Regions from separate parts of the Homo sapiens genome. Here region 2 is linked to region 1. A link is a loop called in an ENCODE intact Hi-C map of the cell type or tissue named here. Cell type or tissue: ascending aorta. All regions are shown on one strand. Each heading gives the region's core, and the rest is flanking DNA. Links, peaks and the distances in the headings are about the cores only.

The links. A loop is a pair of places that touch in the nucleus more often than their neighbours do. Peaks named below come from ENCODE experiments on the same cell type or tissue, not always from the same donor. Only the 100,000 strongest peaks of a DNase experiment are listed, where the experiment ranks them.
Region 2: a loop joins it to region 1, with 7 times the contacts of the local background. A loop is called at or near these places in 73 of 110 quality-filtered maps.

Annotation. Positions count from the first base shown.
Region 1 is chr2:197,304,843-197,315,732 of GRCh38, reverse strand. ANKRD44 (ankyrin repeat domain 44) reads left to right here and starts at 4,953. Exons shown (of 28, transcript NM_001195144.2): 1 at 4,953-5,155. The coding sequence starts at 5,129. It overlaps ANKRD44-DT (ANKRD44 divergent transcript), which reads right to left and starts at 4,667. Exons shown (of 4, transcript XR_923750.3): 1 at 3,035-4,667; 2 at 1,416-1,544; 3 at 1,249-1,264. RefSeq lists silencers at 4,638-4,717, 4,728-5,047, 5,098-5,477 and enhancers at 5,601-6,102, 6,554-6,613, 7,544-7,593, 8,174-8,253, 8,294-8,343 and 1 more. In ascending aorta, for the core only: a CTCF peak has its summit at 4,918; DNase peaks (open chromatin) are centred at 4,932 and 5,772; H3K4me3 peaks cover 3,066 bases; H3K27ac peaks cover 3,803 bases.
Region 2 is chr2:197,107,302-197,118,191 of GRCh38, reverse strand. ANKRD44 (ankyrin repeat domain 44) reads left to right here. Exons shown (of 28, transcript NM_001195144.2): 9 at 7,348-7,426. Among named protein-coding and RNA genes, the nearest start is that of ANKRD44-AS1, 85 kb to the left of the region's middle. In ascending aorta, for the core only: a CTCF peak has its summit at 4,794; no DNase peak of the experiment used is centred there.

The sequences.
Region 1 (10,890 bases), core at 2,571-7,570:
GGAGGCACCAGGAGTAAGTATCAAAGGAATCTGAGCTACCTGCTAAGGCAACTTGTGCTTTCTGGACCTGCTTAAGCTCAGTCTCTTACATACCATTTCCATTTGATGAGGAATTCCTCTTGTGTATGTCTGGTCTTATGGATTGGTAGATTAGATTACACTCAGTTCATAATGGGCAGCTGAGCTTGCAGTCACTTGATTGTCTCATGGCCAGTCATTCAAATTCACTTAGCAAGCTAGGGACCATTCCTCAAATAGAAAATTGTTATCTGCAGAAGAGGGCATGACTTGCTCTACAACTAAGGAATTCTGCATTGTAGATCTAATCAGGGCTCACCAGAGGCTCTATATAGCATCCTTATTTGCCACAGACACTTTAAGTATCATTGGATTCCTCTGGGTCATCAAGTCCTGCTACAGATATTTCTTCTCCCCTTATTCCTAATAAAAAATTCCAGCCTTATGGGTTGCTCTATAAATGGGTCACAGCATCACACTCAGATGTGATACATATTGCCTCTAAAATCCAAGGATACCCAGAAAGTATTGTGTCTCTTTTCTTAGTGGTAGATGGTACAAGGTGAAGTAATTTGTCTTTTACGTTGGGGAGAATATCCTGGTGTTTTCTAGACCACTGGACCTCCAGAAACTTCACTAAGGTGATGAATTTTCTTGGGGTTTATACCCAATCTCTGGCTCACATGTGTGTTGTTAAGGCAGCTAAAATATTTGTTACTTCCTGTTTATCAGGGCCAGTCAGCTCGATGTCTTTAACATAGTGATCAAGACCTGTGCAGATGAGATTATGCCAGAGAGTGGGAGTGTTTACATCCCCTAGAGAAGACTGTAAAGGTGTACTGTTGATCTTGCCATATAAAAGAAAACAACTTTTGGTGAAAATTGAAATAGATAAAAAGCATTTGCCATATCAATAGTGCACACCAGGTGCCTAGGGCTGAGTTGCTTTGTTGCGGTAAAGACAGCATATATAGAATAGCAGCTGCAACTGACATTACCATTTGATTAAGTTTACAACTTAATAACAAATCATAGTTATTCTCTAAGATCTTTTGCATAGGCCCAACAGGTGAGTTAAATGGAGATGTGACAGTATTATCATTCCTGTATCTTCTACGTCTTTTCTGGTGGTACCAATTTCTACATATTTCCAGGGATTGAGCATTGTTGTTGGTTTTCTATTCTGGTATCAAGAGGAAATTCCAGAGGCTTCCATTTGGCCTGTCTTACCATAATAAACTTCACTCTGTGGGTCAGAGAAATGATGTTAGGATTCTGTTAGTTACTGAGTATGTCTATTCTAACTAACAGTTGAGGAGATAACTATAGTTTGGGTCTGCAGAGCTACTGGATCCACACTGATTTATACTTAGTTAAAAATTTCATTTATCACCTACCATAGATCCCCATTTTGATTGGTGGATCCAGTGGTGTTTGCAATCCTCAGGAATTAGCATTAATTCAGAAGCAGTGTCAGTGATCCCTCAAATGTCTGGGTATTTCCTTTTTCCCAGTACTCGCTCAGCCTAGAAAAATACATCAGGTTCCTTTGGATAAGGCTTGGATGAGGATTTGTAGTATATATTTATGACAATGCTGCAAGACCCTCCTGAAGGGGACCAGCTTCCCTTTTAATCAAGGAGCTCTGTGTCTGTGAACTCATTTAGGTACGGAAACTGAATGAAAGATAATTTCATTTTGATGGCTCAAGGGAGCTTTCAGGTGGCAGATGTAGAGTTTTGTCTGTTATAAAGATCAATGGCTATTTCCAAAGTCTGCCCGTCTATTTCATTCCTAGGACAACCTAGGGCACTGCCAGATATACCTGTAGGTTAAGACCTTTAAGTACTACTTTGTCTCTGCTGTCCATTACAGTAAATGTGTCCACCTTGTCTCTGCCAGCTAAGTGCTGCCACTTGGCCATTGCTGTCGCAGGATCCCACTAATATAAAAATCAAGGAGCCATCTCAACGAAAGCATCTCCCACCATCATATCCAGCTACTAGAGAGTTTTTCTGACGTTCTCTCTCGAATGTATTTTTCTTTCCTTTTCTTTTTTTTTCTTTTTGACAGAGTCTTGCTTTGTTGCCCAGGCTGGAGTGCAATGGCGCGTCATTGGCTCAGTGCAACCTCTGCCTCCTGGGTTCAAGCGACTCTCGTGACTCAGCCTCCCAAGTAGCTGGAACTACAGGTGCATGCCACCACGCCTGGCTAATTTTTTGTATTTTTAGTAGAGACGGGGTTTCACCATGTTAGCCAGGCTGGTCTGGAACTCCTGACCTCAGGTGATCCACCTGCTTCAGCCTCCCAAAGTGCTGGGATTATAGGCATAAGCCATGGTGCCTGGCCTGTATTTTTCAATGCTTCAGTATAAAGATCATCATCTGGCTCTCCAGGAATATGTAGGGGTTGGCTGTACAGATTATACATGATAAAATTATTCCAACATTCCCATCTCCACAAATCTTTGGATTTCTTTCTCTACATTATACCAGGGGCATTCTGGCTTCTCAAGCTCACCGAATATAGTCAACTGCTGAGTCTGAGTCTCATTTAATGAAGTAAACAAAGTGTTTGAATCACTGTCAAAGTACTGGCTAACACATTAAAAGCAGACCTTCTGATAAGTGTAGTCTTATCAATAAATTTTGCCAAATCTTCTGCTCCCTATTTTATTTGGAACTTGGCCACGAGTTGTTCAACCTTTCACAAAGTCAGGTCACCTATGACAACACCAATCTTGATATTTGAATTCCTAACACTATATGTTCACATCTGTCTGCATTTGTAATTCTCTCATTCACAAAGCCTCTCCATATAGGTGGAAGCATCTTACTGCTTTGTTTTGTCAGAAGACAAAGAGAGTTGTGTTTTACCACTTACCTACTGAAATACATATTCATTATAAATTACTCTCCTTTAATTTTTCCTTTATTGTACAATTAGGACAATATATTGTTGCTGGTTTTTTTTTTTTTGAAATTTGTATTGGTAGGTAATATTATCCACAAATTACCTTTCAGGATAGTAAGGGGAGTGTTAAAGATACTAGTTACAAAAAGAGGATGATGGTCTGATTGGGTGGAGAACTGCTGCCTCCTCACTTTGGCCCCAGGAACTTAGGTGCAGGCATGTCCGCGATGAATCAAATTGGATCTTGAGTGAATCTTCCAAATTAAGTCATTTGTTATCACTCTTCTGAAAGATGGCTCTATTTAAGTAGAGAATGCAGGGTCCTATTCAGTTTACTTACAAAGCCATGCAGGGTGTTCAGTAAATAGACATACCAATAACAGCAGTGAAGAACTGACTCATAGATGCAACATAAACAATCTGTTGTATGTCTGAGAAAGGCCTTAGAATTTTTTGTTTGTTTGTTTCCATGCAACATTGATAACAGAGGAGTGGAAGCCAGGAACAAAGTTCCTTGGTTCTTCTTGTCTGCATGATCTGAATTATAATCTATAAGACTAATAAAGGTAAATTTGAGATTTAGCTGCTTCGACAACCAGAGTGGCTGGATGGTAAATGTGAGGATATTAATGCTCCTTTCTCTCCTGTCTCATGTGGAATCTTTGGGGGAGGTTCTAAGAGTAGGGAGGAAGAATGGACATTTGGTTTGTGAATATACAGTAGAGGCAGATGTTTGGTCTTGACCAAAGAATTCTGTAGCTCTAGTTTGCTCTTCAAAGCTGTTCAATGCTGCCCTACAGGTTTGCTCTATGGCCTGCCAGGGGCACATGGGGCTGCCTGGGAGCACTTCCTCTCCACTTGCTTACTTAATTCTCCCTTCTCCAGATCTCAACTCCTGTCACTTTCTCAGGGAAGCCTGCCCTCACCCACCAGTCTGGTCTGATTCCTTTGTTGTGGGTTCACTTCAGAAGCATGTTTTCCCTTGAGATCCCTTATCTCAGTTTGTAATTACATTCATTAGCAGAGACTATGCGGTTTATGTTGGCATCTTCTGAGAGCAGGTTATCTTATTTATGCTCTCCGTTTATTCCCGTGCCTAGCCAGTGCCTGACAAGGTAGGGACTCAGTACATAGCTGTTCAATGAATAAGTGTTTGCTCCAAATTCCAGAACTATCAACAGCTACTATGCTTACGAATATGCCCGTTGTATCTGTAGCCCATGGTGTTTGACAGCTGTCTTCTATTTGTTGAAGAGCTTGGTAACTTGGGATTTTGTAGAGATCAGTAAGGACTGGTGGGAACACCCAAAAGACCCATCAACTCGGTGATTTAGGACTGCTTTGCTTCTCCAGGAACTCCACTCCACCCCCACCAGCAAAAACCAAACCCAGGGTGTTTGAATTTAACAATAGTATGTGTGTGTGCATATGTGTGTGTGTGTTTAGCTGGAAAGTGGCTGGAGAACAAGGTGGAAGGGCCAGAGCTTCTGTTCCCTCCACCCATAAATGTTTGGCAAACACCCTGTAAAGAATCACAATGTGTCCGCTGCCTCCTGGCATTAAACAAAGGGAGCATCATAATTGCGGTCCCTGGGATCTTCGGGGCGCTGCCACCACCTGATTCTGGGTTAGGGGAAGGGGGCGTAACCCCATCTCCCCGGTTAAAGTGGACGGCATGTGAGTGAGAGCCTTTCCTGCCCCCTCGGGGTGTGTCCCCGCGGGCTTCCCCACCCATATGTGTGAGACCCGTCAGGGAGGCCCGCGATCCGCCCAGGGCCCGGGGCCGGCCCGGCCGGGCGCCGCGTGCAGGTGCGGAAGGCAGGCGGCGGCCCGGTGCGGGCGCGGGGGCAGCGCCGGGGGCCGGGCTGCGCGGCTCGGCTGCGGGCGGCAGGAGGCAGCGTCGGCCCAGGCGGCGGGCGGCGAGCGAGCCAGCGCGCGGTGATGTCAGTGGCGGCCCGGCTGGCAGCAGCCGGTACTTCCTGTGGAAAGGCGGGCGGGCTCGGCTGCAAACCCCACTAGCCAGTGTCAGCCTCTCGGCGGGAGGAGGCGGCGGCGGAGGAGGAGCAGGGGGAGGGCTGTCAAATTCGGGAGCCAGATTTTTTCCCTTCTCCTGGCAATCCCTTCCGCTTCCCCGGCTCCCGGCGTGACATCTGCGGGCCGGGGACCTGCATGTGTGTGCGCGCGAAGGAGCGGAAGAATGGCAGTGCTCAAACTCACCGACCAGGTAGCGGGCGGCGGCGCCGGCGGGCGGGACGCGCGGGCGCGGGGCGGCGCGGAGCCCGGCGGGGGGATGGGGGCGCGGCTGGAGCGCGCCCGCGAGCTGTTTACTCGCGGCGAAGGGGAGGACTGTGTGCGGCCGCCGGTGCCTCCGAGAGCCCGCGGCGGCAGCTCCCCTCCGCCGCGCCGTCCCCGCCCTGGGCCGTCGGAACTGCGCGCCCGAGTCTGGGGCAGGGCCCGTGGGCGCTGGGCAGCCGGCGTGCGGGAGTGCGGCGGCCGCGGGCCCGGCGGGGCTGGGGAGGGGGCCGGGGGCTCGAGGTGCTCTCGGGACTCGCACCGCGCCGCGTTGCGTGGGCGCCGCCGGCCCGGGCCCCGGGGAGGAGGACGCTGCACGAAGAGGGAGAAAGGATCGCAGACTGGGACCCCTCCCCAAACCTAGCAGGAGTCCTGCCCAGAATGCGGCTCTTGTGTGGCCGGGCTGTCTTTATTTATCCGTTGGATGTGACATCCGACTTCCTCTTTAGTTGCGCCAGGCTGTGTGCGTGGTGCGGGATGGGGACCCCTGGAGACCGCCCTTTCGGATCGGGCCGGTCCCTCTGAGGAGGAGGTGAAGTCGGCTCGGAGCCTCCACTCACAGGCGGTGGGCTACGGTCTGCCTGTGTCTACCAGCTTTGTTGGCTTTCCTTGCTGAGACACCACACAGGGCAGCTCTGGAGTCCTGGCTTGGAGAGGTGGGGTTATTTGCTGAATCGGATTGACAGTCCTCGCCGCAGGTCTGTGGAATGGTAACAGCCACCTTCGCGGACTCTGCTGCTCTTACATTGACACTAACAGGCACCAAACCAAGTTGCATGACAAAACTCTTTGCAGCTCTTTCCACGAAAAAAGGAAACGGCTTGCTACCCCCACCCCCGTTTATTCGTGGGTAGTGAAAGGAACTTTGTTTTGGGGTCCTGGTAGGCAGAGAGGCAATCTTGACTTTGACTACAGGGTCAGACTTGCCAGCCCTTGGTATTAAATACCTCAAACTTGTCCATGGGTTGCATCTGCTGCCTTGCGTTCTCCAGTTAGTATCCAGCCAGAACATCTTGCAACTGAAGTGCAGTCCGTCACCACAATGATTTGCAATGATTTGTTCTCCTGCCTTTTAGATTCAATTTTTTTAGCTTGTTTTTCCTAAATATTTACAGGTGTTTGGCGGGGTTGGTGATGGGGAAATCACTGAGTTAAAATTCATGTTATTGTTAAATTTAGTAAGAAGAGCAGCTGGTACTTGTGATGAATGTATTTGTTCTCATTGGTTCCAGAGCATTTAAAAGTGTAAGTTGATATCAGGATTTCCTTCACCTTTTGGTCACATACTTTGCCAACTGTTAGACATTTGCGTATTTTAAATCCTACAGTTTTAGCGTGTCTTGGGCCTGTCATCTTTGCTAGTACACGTTGCTGTACTTGTCTGTTAATCCCTAGATCTTCAAAGTACAAAGAATGGTTCTAATAGGTATTGTTATCACATATAAGAAAGAACATCACATAGAAGTTTAGAGTTGTAAGGACTCTAAGGATGATCTAGCCCAAACCCTTCATTTTCTAAATGACAAAACAGATCTGGAGAAGTGAAGCAAGTCTTCCTCAAAGAATGCCAGCTATAGGCCTGCAGGACTGGGACTAGCTCTTGTCTTCTGCCTTCCAGGTGCTTGTACTTTCTGCTACAGTTGGTATAGGATAGCTCCATCATCTCATTGGATGTGTTGTAAGGGTTACAAGAAAACATCTCTTCCTAGATCAAGATCAACCCTAGTGAGAAGTGTATTACTTGGTCTTACAAAGAGAGGAAGTTATTCTTCAGGGCTTATCAGAGCAGGAATTTCAAAGATGTTGCCTTTTAAGATGTTTCCAAGTATATTTCCTTCCTTCCCCCAATAAACTAGTATGAGTATGGAGAGAAAGGAAGAGTCACACAACGTTTATTTGGTTCCATCTCCAGATACGTAAAAAGAACCTAAGGCGTTTTAAGATTCAAGAACTTCTGAAAATGTCCAGTCTATCTTGGGACAAAGTCAGAAGGAGATGGGGTGGGGAAGTGGCCTGGGTGGGGTGGGGTGGTGAACAACGATGGTTTCTGTGTAGCTTTAGGTCCAGGAAGTAAGTGTGTGGTCTTTCTTGCCTTATATAGTCTTACCTTTTCTGTTTGAGACTCAATTCTTAGAAGTCAGTTCTTAACCTCACAGATTAACTTTTAAAACCATTTGCTTAGACCACTACTAGAAGAGTTTTGCTCCATCATTGTGGGCAGGGAGCCGCCCGCCTGCTTGGAATCCCTGCCTTAGAGTTTGTACAGGAGTACCTTGCTCTCCATTCAGCTTCTAGTAAAACAACCACTTCTTAATTTCTCCCTCCTTTTTTTTTTTTGTGTGTGTGTGTGTGTGTGTCAGGGTCTCACTCTGACTCGATAGTATGATCATGGCTCACTACAGCCTTGGCCTGCCAGGCTCAAACATCCTCCCACTTCAGCCTCCCCAGTAGCTGGGACTATGGGCGCGTGTGCCACCACACCTGGCTAATTTTTGTATTTTTTGTAGACACAGAGTTTCGCCATGTTGCCCAGGCTGGTCTCAAACTCTTGGGCTCAAACAGTCCACCTGCCTCAGCCTCCCAAAGTGCTGGGATTACAGGCATGAGCCACTGTGCCTGGCACCTCATCTGTTGAATGCCCTATTTGTGAAGTGAATCTTGATTTTTGCTAGGCCTCTTGGATTTTTTACTGTTGATAACCTGAAACACAAATTGTCTGGATTTGTCTTTAAATGTGGCAAAAGTCAGGGGTGACAGATGATGACATTTTCTCTCCAGCTAAAGCTGGGTGCAGGAGCTTGCTAGGTGAAGCAGACACTACTTCAGCAGTCAGTCCTGTAGTGACCTCTCAATCTTGTAAGAGAAGGAAAATGTTTTTTCCTAACTCTTTTTTTTTCAGGAGAGTAAAAAGAAAAAGGGAGAGACCAGTGTAATTTTTAGTCTTTTTTTTTTTTTTTTCACTGTAAAAAAGGAACTGGGAGCTATCACTACAAACAAACAAACTTGGCATTTAGCACTTCTGCATTTGTAACTTTTGTAACAGTGTCCCTTCTGTTTTCCTCTTCACAGGGCACACATAATTTTTATTGCAGCCTTAGGGGGCACTAACCATCCTGGTTTGTGCAGATTGACTGGTGTCCCAGCATATGGGGCTAAAACCGGGAAAATTCCAGGCAAACTGGGAGGAACTGGTTACCCTGTGTAACATAGAACATCCTCAACTATGTCATTAATATAATAATGTAATTAGTTCCTTGTATGTGGACATTAGGAGTTTTATATTTTTTGGTAAAGTGAGATAATTTTAAGTTTGGGAAAGAAAATTTTGTTAAATACAGATCTAAGGCATTTGACTCAAAGATAGCCATGAAACCTTTTTGAAAATTGATTTGATATTGACTGTTTTAGGGTGTTCTTTATGTCATATAGTTAAAGGCACTGTAGTCATTTTAAGTGTGTGGTCGTATCTTCAGCCTGGATCTCTACCCGAAATTTATTTTCAGAGTTATGAAGCTAGGATGGTAAGTTCTGTTGCATGTTTAAAGTGTCCACTATTCTTACCTGCATTTGTTAATGATGGCAGAACACTACTTTCATCTCGGAGGCTGCCTGCAGACAAACTGTTTCAGCAGGTGGCCTTTTTGGAGCTTCCTGCCTGGAGGCCTTCTGGTTTGGTGTTCCCTTGCCAAGTCCTAGTTCACACTTGAGTCACCTACCTTCTTGCCAAAGGCAGTGGCTGGCAGCGGTGGCAGTGGCAAGAGACTAGAAATCCTGTGTAACTTTGGGAGCAGGATTTCTAGCCCATAGTGTGGGGCCTTGGGACGTGTTACATATTTTACTGGGCTGCCCTTGTTCTTCCATGGCTCCCTAGAGCACTGGTGTTAAAGCAAACAGTATGCTGTAGTCCTGTCTTCAGCATAGAAGAAGGGAAAAGAAAGGCTTTATTTAGAACCTTTTCTGGTTGTTTCAGGACCCAATCACATGGTTTTGAGAGTGCACTTGAGGCTGGTGTTTCATGGCAGAGACCTAATAATGTCACACATTTATTGTGCTCTTATTGTATACTGGGCCTTTGCAGTGAATCATGTCTTAATCCTCATAGCCACACTAGGAGGTAGGTGGTGGTGTGATTTCTATTTTATGGATGAGAAAACAGGAATAGAGAGGCTAATTGACCGGTTTAGGGTCATACGCCCAGTAAGTGATCTAGCACACTGTCCTACCCTGGCAGTCTGATTGCACAGGTGGGGCTCTGACCACAAGGCTATACTTTTCATAGTTGAAAGGGCAGTGCAGCCATGGGATTAATGGGTGTCTGATCTTGTTTACAGAGAAGCCATTGGATGAACAGCGTTCCCTGAACTCCTTCTGCCTCTTGGGCCAGACCCATTTCTGTACATAGTAAGGAGCTGCTCTGAGGCCTCTGCCCCTGCCTGGCTTATACCTGGCTTTTCCCATTAGCCTCTCCATTTCCTCACCCCGGTGAATGATGTGTTGGTAGTTCAGTGATTTTTTTCATATATATATATATATATATATATAAAACGAACTGCGGTCATTATAGGAAAAGCAGAAAGCTAGATGAGCAAACCAAAAAATTTTAAAACCATCTGAAGCCTGTATACTCAAGAGATAACTATTCTTGACATTTTGATATGTTTCCTTCTAGTCTTCTGTCTGGGTAGCCAGTTAAAATTTTTAAACTTTTCGTGTGATAATATCATTACCTTTCACTTGTGCACATAGCTGATATCTGTGTTCTCTACACCAATGACTTTTCCAAATAAACTTATTCTTCTCTTACATATATGATTGGCTCTTTAGCCAACGCCAGCACATAAGCTCTAGCTCTGGATTAATGGAACTAACTTTTTTCTTTTTCTTTTCTTTCTTTCTTTCTTTTTTAAGATTTCAACTTTTTACTTCCTCTTTTGCTGTAAACAGAGAGCAAATACGAACTCAAAAAGGCACAAATTGTTTGTACCAGAAACAGAAATGAAAGATTCTTTAAAAAGATTTGTATTTCTACAAGATAATGTGAATTTTTATAGGCTAAAGTATAGCACGAAATAATTTAAAAACAGGCAGAGCTACAGAGATCTGATAATTTTGTGATTTCCAAATTTGTTTAAGCTATGACACTCCTTTTTTCCCCCGAAGAAATTTCATATTGAAGCTCAATATATAAAAAAGATTGGCTTGGACAGTGGTCCCTGAGTCCCTCTTGAAAACTGGTTGGGTTTAGTATTATTTGAAAGCCCCTTTGTATGAGAAAACTCCTGGTGATTGGTTAAGTGTTTTTTGTTGTTGTTTTTGTTTTTTTTCCTGACACATCATGTATGAAACAACATTTATAAATGTTTGTGAATGATTAGGAACTACACAGAACTAGGATGACTATATCATTTTTATCCGTTTGAGAATCATAGGTGATACTACTCAATATGAAGCCACAAATAGACGTGAGCCAGGACTGTCCTGGGTAAACCTGGATATGTGGTCATCATATATTCACATAGACTCCATGTTTGCTCACCACAGGCTTGACAGTGACAGTAAACTAGTTTGACTAGCAGACTACTCTGTCTCTTTTGAGTCAGGTCTACAGTGGTGCAGGTATTACAAAGATTGTTTTATGACCTTGTGCAGAGTTGGGAAACAGCTTCC
Region 2 (10,890 bases), core at 2,008-7,007, 200 kb after region 1:
GCCTAGGTTGGAGTGCAGTGGTGGGATCTTGGCTCACTGCAACCTCTGCCTCCCAGGCTCAAGCCATCCTCTGGCCTCAGCCTCCCGAGTAGCTGGGATTACAGGTGTACGCCACCACGCCCTGCTAATTTTTGTATTTTTTTGTAGAGACGGGGTTTTGCCATGTTGCCCAGGCTGGCCTCCAACTCCCGAGCTCAAGTGATCTGCCTGCCTTAGCCTCCCAAAGTGCTGGGATTACAGGCATGAGCCACTGCACCTGGCAGAGCATGTTATTTTTATATCCAGAAAACCAAAAAAGCTATTTTCACTTTTGAAAAAAAGAAAACCCAGGTATAGTGGACCTAGAGAAGAGCTGATTAGTGGATAACTAGAAATCAATAAAACTGGCATTGGTAAGAGGTAATAAGAGAACAGGGGAACGGGACTGAAGGGAGAGGCTTTGCAGAAAGAAAATCAGCAAGACTTGGTGGGACATGAACTGGAGGAGTTGAAGACTAATGTAAGGATTGAAATGTGGCAAAGAGGCCAGGCGTGGTGGCTCATGCCTGTAATCCAGCACTTTGGGAGGCCGAGGTGGGTGGATCACCTGAGGTCAGGAGTTCAAGACCAGTCTGACCAATATGGTGAAACCCTGTCTCCAAAGATACAAAAATTGGCCAGGCGCGGTGGCTCACGCCTGTAATCCGAGCACTTTGGGAGGCCAAGGCAGGCAGATCACGAGGTGAGGAATTCGAGACCAGCCTGACCAACATGGTAAAAGCCAGTCTCCACTAAAAATACAAAAATTAGCTGGGTGTGGTGGCGCATGCCTGTAATCCCAGCGACACAGGAGGCTGAGGCAGGAGAATTGCTTGAATCTGAGAGGCGTAGGTTGCAGTGAGTTGAGATCCCACCACTGCACTCCAGCCTGGGCAACAGAGCAAGACTCTGTCAAAAAAATAAATAAATAAATAATAAAGGAAGGAAGGAAGGTAGGAAGGAAGAAAGAAATCCGGCAAAGAAAGGTGGTGCAGCAGAGTAGTTAAGTGTTCCGTTCTGGGGCCAGACCGCCTAAATTCCAATCCTAGCCTTGACTTTTAGTATCTATATAATCATAAACAAGCTCTTTGTGTGTCTCAGTTTATCTGTAAAATTAGGGAAACAATAGTGTCTTCTCCATGGAACTGCTGTGAATATTAAACAGCTTTATCATACATAAATCATGTAGAATAATATCTGCCACATGATAAGCACTAGAAAAATAGATGTTATTATTGATGTTCATTAAGAAAGACGTCAGGAGGAAGAGTAGGCTTAGGGAGTTAAACCAATATATTTAGTTTTTGACAAGCTGATTTTTAGGTTTTGGTATAGCCAGTCTGAGAAGCCCAATAGTGTCAAATGTGGTGTTCTAGCATGGCAGACTGGTAGAGAACAGAAGAAAAAATGTAGATTGCTTCATTCATGTAAAGGTGATTGTTGAAACCAGGAGAAAGGGACGAGACCGCCCAAGGAGAGAGTATGTAATAGCATGAGTACAGAAAGTGAAACAGCCCTTTACTCTTAGGAACAGGAGGAGGAGAAAGAGCCAGAGAAAGGGATGATAAAAGGAGTTAGAGGAGACAGGAAGGAGTGTCGTGTTTTCATGAAGATGGAAAGCAGACAAAAAAGAATGGGGGCATCAAAGAGACCAAGGAACTGTCGTCTGAGGTTGGTAAGGAATCTTTGCGTGAGGCTGAAGTCGCAGAGCGTGGTGTTGAGGGGGCAGGAAGCACGTGGGTGGTCAAACTGCCAGCGTTCCCAAAACTGTAGACATCTGTCTTGCCATCCTGGTATCTGAAGGACATCCTGTGAATCCTTCAAAGGAAGGGAAATTATTGGAATTTAATAAAGGCGCTCTCTTTACCAACCTCCACTTAATTAATTCACAGAGTTGTCTGATGCACTTCATTTTATCTGTAAAACATGCCACCAATGCTCTCAGTGTGCCCCATACCAGAGGCTAGAAGGCTACTCTCTGGCACACCGGCCTACTGCTCCCAGTTAACTGACCAGTGGTCAGTTCAGATTGGATAAGGGACTTCAGCTTCTGTGATACATTGGTTTTTGCAGCCCCTTCTTCCCTTCCACAAATGGAGCTGAAAAGCATAATTCCTTAATTTTAATATTTATTTTTTTCCTGTGGACTGCTGATCATAACTAGAATATAAGAAATGCCATTTTAAAACTCTGAGATTTGAGTTTATTATGATTGACTCTGTGTAAATAGGATTTTGAATCAAATCTAGCCTTCATTCTCAGTCTCCCTTCATCTATTCTGTCTGTATCCTCCGATTTCCTAAATCTCTTTGAATCCTCCTTAGTTATTCCAGATTCACTCTGGATGCACGGATCATCTAACATTTCCATAGAGCCATCCTGTCTGACTCTGGAGGTAGCTGTCTAATTAAAGTTGTTATCTCTCTGTACCACATTGCTCCTTGGATTTTGAAAGTGTTTGTAGATTGCAAGACAATTTGTATTTGTTTAGATTTTCCAAAAGTTGAGGGAAGTAGCATATTGAAATGCAGCCATTACCTATCCACATGTTCACTTTGTTTTCCTCTATTCTCACAAAATAGTAAAAGTGATGTCTTCATGAGCAACTAAAAGATGGATGGGAAGAGGAGGAGGGATGTGTGTTCAGCCTGCATTTCACAGTTCCTCATTTTGCTTACATTGATTGACTCTGGTCCTGTTTTTTGACTTCATGATATGAGTTTAATTGTGATAAAATAAAGATATACTTTACTGATACAATAATCAATTGATGGTTTACTTATAATTTGTAAATAGGTAGAACATGAGAAAGTATAAAATATTTTTTCTTTTCCATTAGAGACTACATTGTAATTTCTGTAGCATCTCAAGGCTCTTTTAGCAAGCATTCAAAGTAAGCGTTAAAGAAGGCACTAGACATAGAGCTGTGCTGGATACAACTTAGAAAGACAGACTCAGAAATTGCCATTGCCAGGTTGTCTACCTCCTGTTCACTGACATTTAGCCTGTGCATGGTCTCAATTCTTTTCTGTCTGCAGGCTCTTAGATCATTTAGCTCTAAGAGATGGGAGTTGAAACATGTCTGCTTGAAGTGGACCAGTTCCCTTCTCTATATGTACCAGGACCAAATTATGGAATAGGTTGTGTTGGAGAAGTTGAAGGTGGAAACTGGAATGGGCAAGAGTAGGCAGTGATAGGGACGGTACTTAGAACGTTGGAGAAGTAAGGGAAAGGAGAGGAATGAGTGAGCCAACCACGTTCCATCTCTCTTGCCCTTAGAACCATACAAAACAAAACAAAATAAATTGGACAATGTGTGGCTTTTTCACACCAGTATTTTAGGAGGCTCTTGCATTGAATTAGGAAGACTTATTGGGTTTCTCACCTTATTTGACCCCACCCCTAACCGCAGGTTGGACTTAATGTTATCCCATAGAGCTTTTATTGCTCTGTAGTAGGGCCACTGAGCTCTGTGACCCCAGGGGTGTACCATGCCACAGAGAACATTATGCTTTCAAGACCCTGGGGAACAACAATGTCTGTAAATTTAGGGAACGTATATGGGATATTGGAAGATGAGGAAAGAAGGCATTAGGAATAAAAGAAAAAGTGAATGGATTTCTGAGGAGACTGGTGGTCAAGAAAATATAAACACTGCTTTTAGTTCAAAGATTAATCTTCCTTAGGCAATGCTGAGTTCTGCCCTGAAAGAGTACTAATATTTGTTGTAAATATTTTAATCCTCAGTATTTTTCCTTTATGACTTAGGGCTTGATTATGCCTAACTCAATAGAAGTGCTTCTTGCTTAATTAAATGGATTATCAAAATAACAATAATTTCAAAGCCCTAAATTCTATGGGAAAATGTAGCTAGAAAATTGGAGGGAGACTAGAAATTAAGAAAAAAATTTTCATAAAAGCTTTGAATAGATGGAAGAATTGCACATATTCTCTCTTTTGAGAACGCAAGGAATGTTTTATCTTTTTGTGCAATTCTAGGAATAGTAGCAACAGCCAGTACCCCTGCATGATAAATTTCAATTTCTCAGATCATGAAACTCAGTAGGGTTCCCTAGTCTCAACTTTAATGTTCTGAGTTCTAACTTTTAAGAATTATATAAAAAGTATTATCCTTTTGAGTTTCATTGGTTTTCTATAGCTTTTTGAAATAATGAGCTCCCTTTACACCCATACCATGTGAACAAAGTTGTCCCAAAATGGCTGCCATGATACTCTTAATGCTTTCTGTCCCAATTTCCCCACCTTATCTACCTGTTTCCCTATGTGAAGAAAAAAATATCAGCTATAGCCTGGACTCAGGCTATAGATGAACCCAGGCAAAGATCTGCAAAGATGGATGCAAAGCAATTGTCACCACTGATCATATGGCTGTTCTTTGCATTTTACCTAACTTTGGTCATCTCCATTTACTTGTCCCTTTACAAGTGCACAAGCACTCTCAGAGAAAAGAAGGTTGTGGTGTTTGCTATCCCTGAAATGGGCCTGGCTTTGCCCACCACACACTTCAGAGATCACTTCTGCTTTGTCTCTCTGCCTGCAACTTAGATAGCTACCACCAAGTTGGTGGTTACTCCTTGGTAAGGCCTTTAAGCTCTTTTATAGACATGGAAAATTGCTTAGCTGAATATTGTGAAGATATTTTCTAAATGCTGAAGTATTTATAGCTTTAGATATATTTAATTAATAATTACTTATGGTTTCATATTAAGAGAAAACACTGGAGCAAAATTTAAAGAAATAGCACCACCTAGGGACAAGTTAATGCCAACTCCACAATTTCTGCCTTCTCTCGCCTTAGTTATTTTGAAGTGTCATCACTTTTTAATTGGAAGGGGGTGTTTTAAATCCTTATTCCAAAGTAGTTCCCAGGTGTTTCAGTCCTTGGAACTGTGTGCAGTCCCGACAACTAAGGCCTAGCTCTGGAATCAGATAACTTTTAGGAGCTCTCCTTCCCAGTATGTCTCATGGTCAGCGATGGTTTTGTATCTCATTCTCTTGATTGCTCCAGTTTTTCCTCTAAAAGTATTATCAAGCTTCAGCTCTCCTTTCTCAGTCTGTTCTGATTCAGATTATACTCATAGAAGATGGAGAAAAGATCCTATTATTTCTTTTCTTCCCACATCTACCTGAGAATATTGAATTATAATGATACATGTTTTTTTTTTTCAATTAAGATGAACTTACCGTTCTAATTAACTTTTTTTTCTTGGCACAGACTATGTGTAATTCCTTTTTTATTTCTAAGGAATAGACTTATAGAATATAATAAAATGCTTGTGTTAAAACCTTGGTTTTATAACCTATTTTAGCCCACAGTCCAAAGCAGGGGTTAAAAATGGGACCCTCTTACCCCAATTCTGTAGTTCAGGGTTAAGGTACAGAATTCATATTTCTTTTTCTTTCTTTCTTTTTTTTTCTTTTCTTTTTTTCTTTTTTTTTTTTTTTGAGACGGAGTCTCGCTCTGTCGCCCAGGCTGGAGTGCAGTGGCACGATTTCGGCTCACTGCAAACTCCGCCTCCCGGGTTCACGCCATTCTCCTGCCTCAGCCTCCCAAGCAGCTAGGACTACAGGCCCCGCCACCACACCTGGCTAATTTTTTGTATTTTTAGTAGAGACGGGGTTTCACCGTGCTAGCCAAGATGGGCTCTATCTCCTGACCTCTTGATCCTCCCGCCTCGGCCTCCCAAAGTGCTGGGATTACAGGCGTGAGCCACTGCGCCTGGCCCAGAATTCATATTTCTAACAAGAATCCTGGGTGATTCAGACGTGGGCAGTCCTTGGTCCACTCTAAGAAATACTTACCTAAATTATTATTTGTTTTCCAAGATGGAGTTTTTAAAACAGTCATTTTAAAATACAGGCATTTGGATTTCATCACAAAATGAACATGCATTTTTAAAACCTCGTATTTTAATCTCAGACTTAGAGAAATTTTTCCTCTGAGACTTATAAAAATAAGTGTTACATAGATTTTTTTGATAACAATACTTGGATGAAAATACATTCTCTCTATTGGGGATACTTTTATTCTAAAATAACAGTAATATTTTCTTTTGGGCCTATTTTCAGAAGAAATTCTGTAAATTACTATTTCTTAGTTACATATGGTATCTTGGTATTTAGTATAATGATGATTGGTATATAGCTGTTGTACATTTTCTGTGTTTTGGCTTAATCTGTGTCAGGAAATTTCATAATTTCGATCATGAATAGTAACAAATATATGAATTCAGCACACATTCCCAGCTGGTCATTCAAAAGGCAGTTTCCTAAACAGTTGCATGCCTTAGTCCTGTGACTTCTAATGAGTTAAGTAAAGTAAGAGATTCTCTTTTGGAACAATAAAAAATTATGGTTTTGTTTTTTTCTGTTTTTTTCTTTTTCTTTATTCTTTTGTTTAAATTTTTTCTTTTTTGTTTTATTTTATTTTAAAAGTGATTTTTTTTTTAAATGGAATTATAATGGAGGGAATAGTAGAGGGTTCCAGATCAGTTTTCTTTTCTTTTTTTTTTTTGAGACAGAGTCTCACTCTGTCACCCAGGCTGGAGTGCAGTGGCACGATCTTGGCTCACTGCAACCTCCGCCTCCTGGATTCAAGCAATTCTCCCACCTTAGCATCCCCAGTAGCTGGGATTACAGGCATGCGCCACCATGCCTGGCTAATTTTTGTATTTTTGGTAGAGATGGGGTTTCACCATGTTGGCCGGGCTGTTCTTGAACTATCTCAAACGATCCACCTGCCTTGGCCTCCCAAAGTGCTGGGATTACAGGTGTGAGCCACCACGACCGGCCTCAGGTCAGTTTTAAGAGTTGCAGTGATTCAGAGCCATTTGGTCAGCTTCAGCTTAAAGAATACCATGCAAGGTAACACATTTGTCTTTTTTGTGTACTATAGACAAAGGTTGAAAAAAACACCTTGAAGGAAACTTCCTTCTCCAGTAGATCACAGGAGAGGAATAAAGGTTTCAGATAACTGTTTCTCTAAGCTTTTAAAACATGTGATGTTATGCAATAACTTGAGAGGTCAGGTACATTTTATCTTTTCCTTTCAAAATTATCTTTGCCTCTTGTAATTGTTGATCATACTTTTATTTTATTTTATTTAGAAGAATGTCATTCTGTCACCCAGGCTGGAGTACAGTGGTAAAATCCTAGCTCACTGCAGCCTCATGTTGATCATACTTAAAAAATAAATAAATAAATGAATGTTTTCAGGGCATTATTAGGAGTGTCCATAGGGGTATTTCAGATGGGTGTCACTGGCTCATGAGCACCTCCATTGTTTTTCTCTCCCTCTCTTTTTTTTAGAGTAAAGATGGCAAAAGTCCACTGCACATGACAGCTGTCCATGGAAGGTTCACACGGTCACAGACCCTCATTCAGAATGGTAAGAGAGATGCTTCAGTAGTGTCATTATTTCGATAGTTTCTTGTTGTGAATTTGGCTGTCAGTCACCTGCATATGAAAGTCGATGCCCTGTTTTGGAGTTTTAGTAAGCATGCAATTACATAATTCTTTGATGTACTTTGCTAAAAACTGTTCATCAGACATGTCATCAACATCCACCTTAATAGTAAAAACATAAAGCCACAGTTTCACAGTCAATTTGGAGTCAGGCACAGAGCATGAGCTTTGAAATTGGAAATGATGTATTTATGTAGGCTCAAGATCCTGTGCATCTCACTCTGAAACTAATAAAGGTAAGTAGCATTCATTTTCCAGCAACAAATCTGAATTATTTTTAAATTTTAGAGTTCACTATAATTTCCTAAGTTAAAACTTATTAAGCTAGTTGGGCAAAATTAGGAAAAATGAGATGACTTAGAGGAAAAGCAGGTAAGGATGTGATATAAAGGATCATAAAATCACAGGCTTAGGTGGGCGTGGTGGCTCACGTCTGTAATCCCAGGCACTTTGGGAGGCCGAGGTGGGCAGATCACCTGAGGTCAGGAGTTCGAGACCAGCCTGGCCAACATGGTGAAACTCTGTCTTTACTAAAAATACAAAAATTAGCCAGGAGTGGTGGCAGGTGCCTATAATCCCAGCTACTCAGGAGGCTGAGGCAGGAGAATCGCTTGAACTCGGGAGGAGGAAGTTGCACTGAGCCAAGATTGTGCCATTGCACTCTAGCCTGGGTGACAGAGCGAGACTTTGTCTTAAAAAAAAAAAAATTCACAGGCTTGACAGAGAAGACCTGGGAAAGTCACAGTAATATAGTAACTTTCTGGGCTTACGACAAAGGTATGCTTGAACCATCAGGTTGTCACTGAAGTCAAAGTACTAGGGAGTATCATTTTACATCCTGGTTCATGTTACTAATAGGGGGTCATGGCCAGCAGCATCACTTCTATTAGTAAATCTTAGAGAGTATTTAAAAAAGACAAAAACCAGGTTTAGTTCAGATTTTAAGCTGATATTCCAGGTCAATCTGGCAGTTCCTATTTTTAGTTGACCCATACTTCTACTTCTCAAAATTCTGATATTAGTCAGTTTCCTTGGACCTGTATTTTTCTCATCTATAAGAATTTCGGACCACATACACTTGAATTATTAGTGGCACTGAGTTATGTCTTAGTCACTTAAGACATAAAACAAAGAAGTCATTTGACATTTGGATGGAAGACCAGCCAGTGGAATTATGCTTAGCAAGCAAAATATCTGCAGCAAAGCAAAGGAAATTTATATGCATTCCAGTGAAGCTATAGGGAAAAGAAATCCTAACAAGTTTCCAGTGAGCCAAGGAAGGTAAAACAGAAATTAACCGTGCAATACCCATTATTTCTAATTTGAAATATGTGCTATGCCTTTGACATTCATTTTATTGAAAAGGCCACCGTGTTTTATTTTGCTGAATGTAAATAAAGGGGGTCGGGGGGAGTGACCCTAGTCTCTTTCGAGCACGTCTCTTATGCCACTGTATTTCTCAACTGTTTTTCAGAAATAATGTCCACCCCCCTTTAAAAACAAACAAAACTTTTAGAAACAAACAAAACTTAAACAGCTTGGTTCCCTTTTAGAGCAACTTCAAGCTCCAGAGACAAGGTTGGAGGGAAAACAACTTTTCTCCTTCTAAGCACTGCCTTCCCCGCAGGTTCATCCCTGTGCGTCAGGCCATGCTGGTCATCTCTATGACGCATCTCCTCTCTGTCCTGCTGGCATGCTTACAACAGTCCCAGGGGACTGCTGGCAGCTTTGGCCTCTGCAAGAGCCATGTGGGCTGGAAGAATTCCATGTCCTGCCTGGATATTCTTGCTAGACTTTTTTTGTTTATTTGTGTTTTTGTTGTTGTTGTTGTTGTTGTTGTTGTTGTTTTTTAAGACACTTTCTCACTCTGTTGCTCAGGCTGGAGTGAAATGGGGTGATCTCAGCTCACTGCAACATCTGCCTCTCGGGTTCAAGCGATTCTTGTGCCTCAGCCTCCCAAGTAGCTGGGACTACAGGTGTGCCACCATGCCCAGCTAATTTTTGTATTTTTACTAGAGATGGGGTTTTGCCATGTGTTGACCAGGCTGGTCTCAACTCCTGGCCTCAAATGATCTGTCCACCTTGGCCTCCCAAAATGCTGGGCTAACAGGTGTGAGCCACCGTGCCCTGCTGTTGCTAGACTTTTGAGTTGGGGGAGACCTAAAAGAGACCCTGTCTCTTATCCTCTGTGGTCAGGGGATCTTTGTTTCAGAACCTCTCTCATTCTTGGTTGTCCTGGCATCTTGCTTATGGATTGGGTGGGGTCCAGGGGCCTGAATTGATAAGGATATAGTGGCTATAATATGTAGCCTATTATATATAATGATAAAGCTAAGTGATAATGATAAAGCCAAGTGTTCATAGTGTGCCAGGCACTTGGCTAAACACCACTTATAAAGCCTTTCAACCACCCTATGAGAAAAAGGTACTATGATTATCTCCATTTCAAAGATGAGGAAGCTGAGGCAGAGAGGTTGTCACTTGTGTCTGGATAAATGGCCAGTATGTTGAGGAATAGGGATCTGAACACAGGAAGTCTGACATCAGAGACTGAACTCTCAACCACCACGCTTATAAACATGACCTCCAGAAACCAATGGTGTTTTAAAAAAATTCCTTTTAAAATTGAATTCTGTTTACTCTGAGAGTCACTTATATTTGAAATAGAGTTTTCCCTGTAAAAGGATGCTTTGGTATTCTCTTATCTCAACTGACAATTTTTTTGCATTCATAACACATGTGAGAACTGTGAATTCTTCCATTTGACATTTTTTAAAATGCCCTTGGGGAGAAGAAAAGGAAGTTCTTTTTTTACCTCCTGTTTGTTGGCTTCCTTCTGGGAAGAATCTTGGGCTGTTGCTGGGACACTCCCTCTCCAGAAGCTCATGCCCCTAGGGCCTGGTGTCAGTCCCCCCAGAGTGGGACATCACCTAGCAGGAGCCCCTCTGTCCTCCAGGACCACATGGGCACAGCATTTGGCTCCCTGAAGCAACTAAACATGCTACTGAGGAATGTTCTTTGTATTTATTTGTTTTGTTAAATTGCATTGGTGTTTGGACTTTGAATAGTTTTCTCTGCTTCTCTGACTGCTCTCCAGTCAGGATTACTAGTTTTCATAACTTTGTTTTTCCAGAATCATCCAGCTTTAGTAAGACAATAATGAAAAAAAAAACCCCACTCTTTTTTAGTTAGTAAGCAAAGACTACCTCTGCTATCCAATCACATTGTTTGTTGTCTGAAGCTGTGTTGTCACAGCAATAGAGGGAAAGCAACTGACCAAAGACAGCATCTGGTGTCTGAAGGCATTTGACCTCACCATTGGCCCTAGGCACCCCCCTCAGATGCCGTCCAGCAGGTTACACAAGTTCAAAAATGATGTTTTCTTCA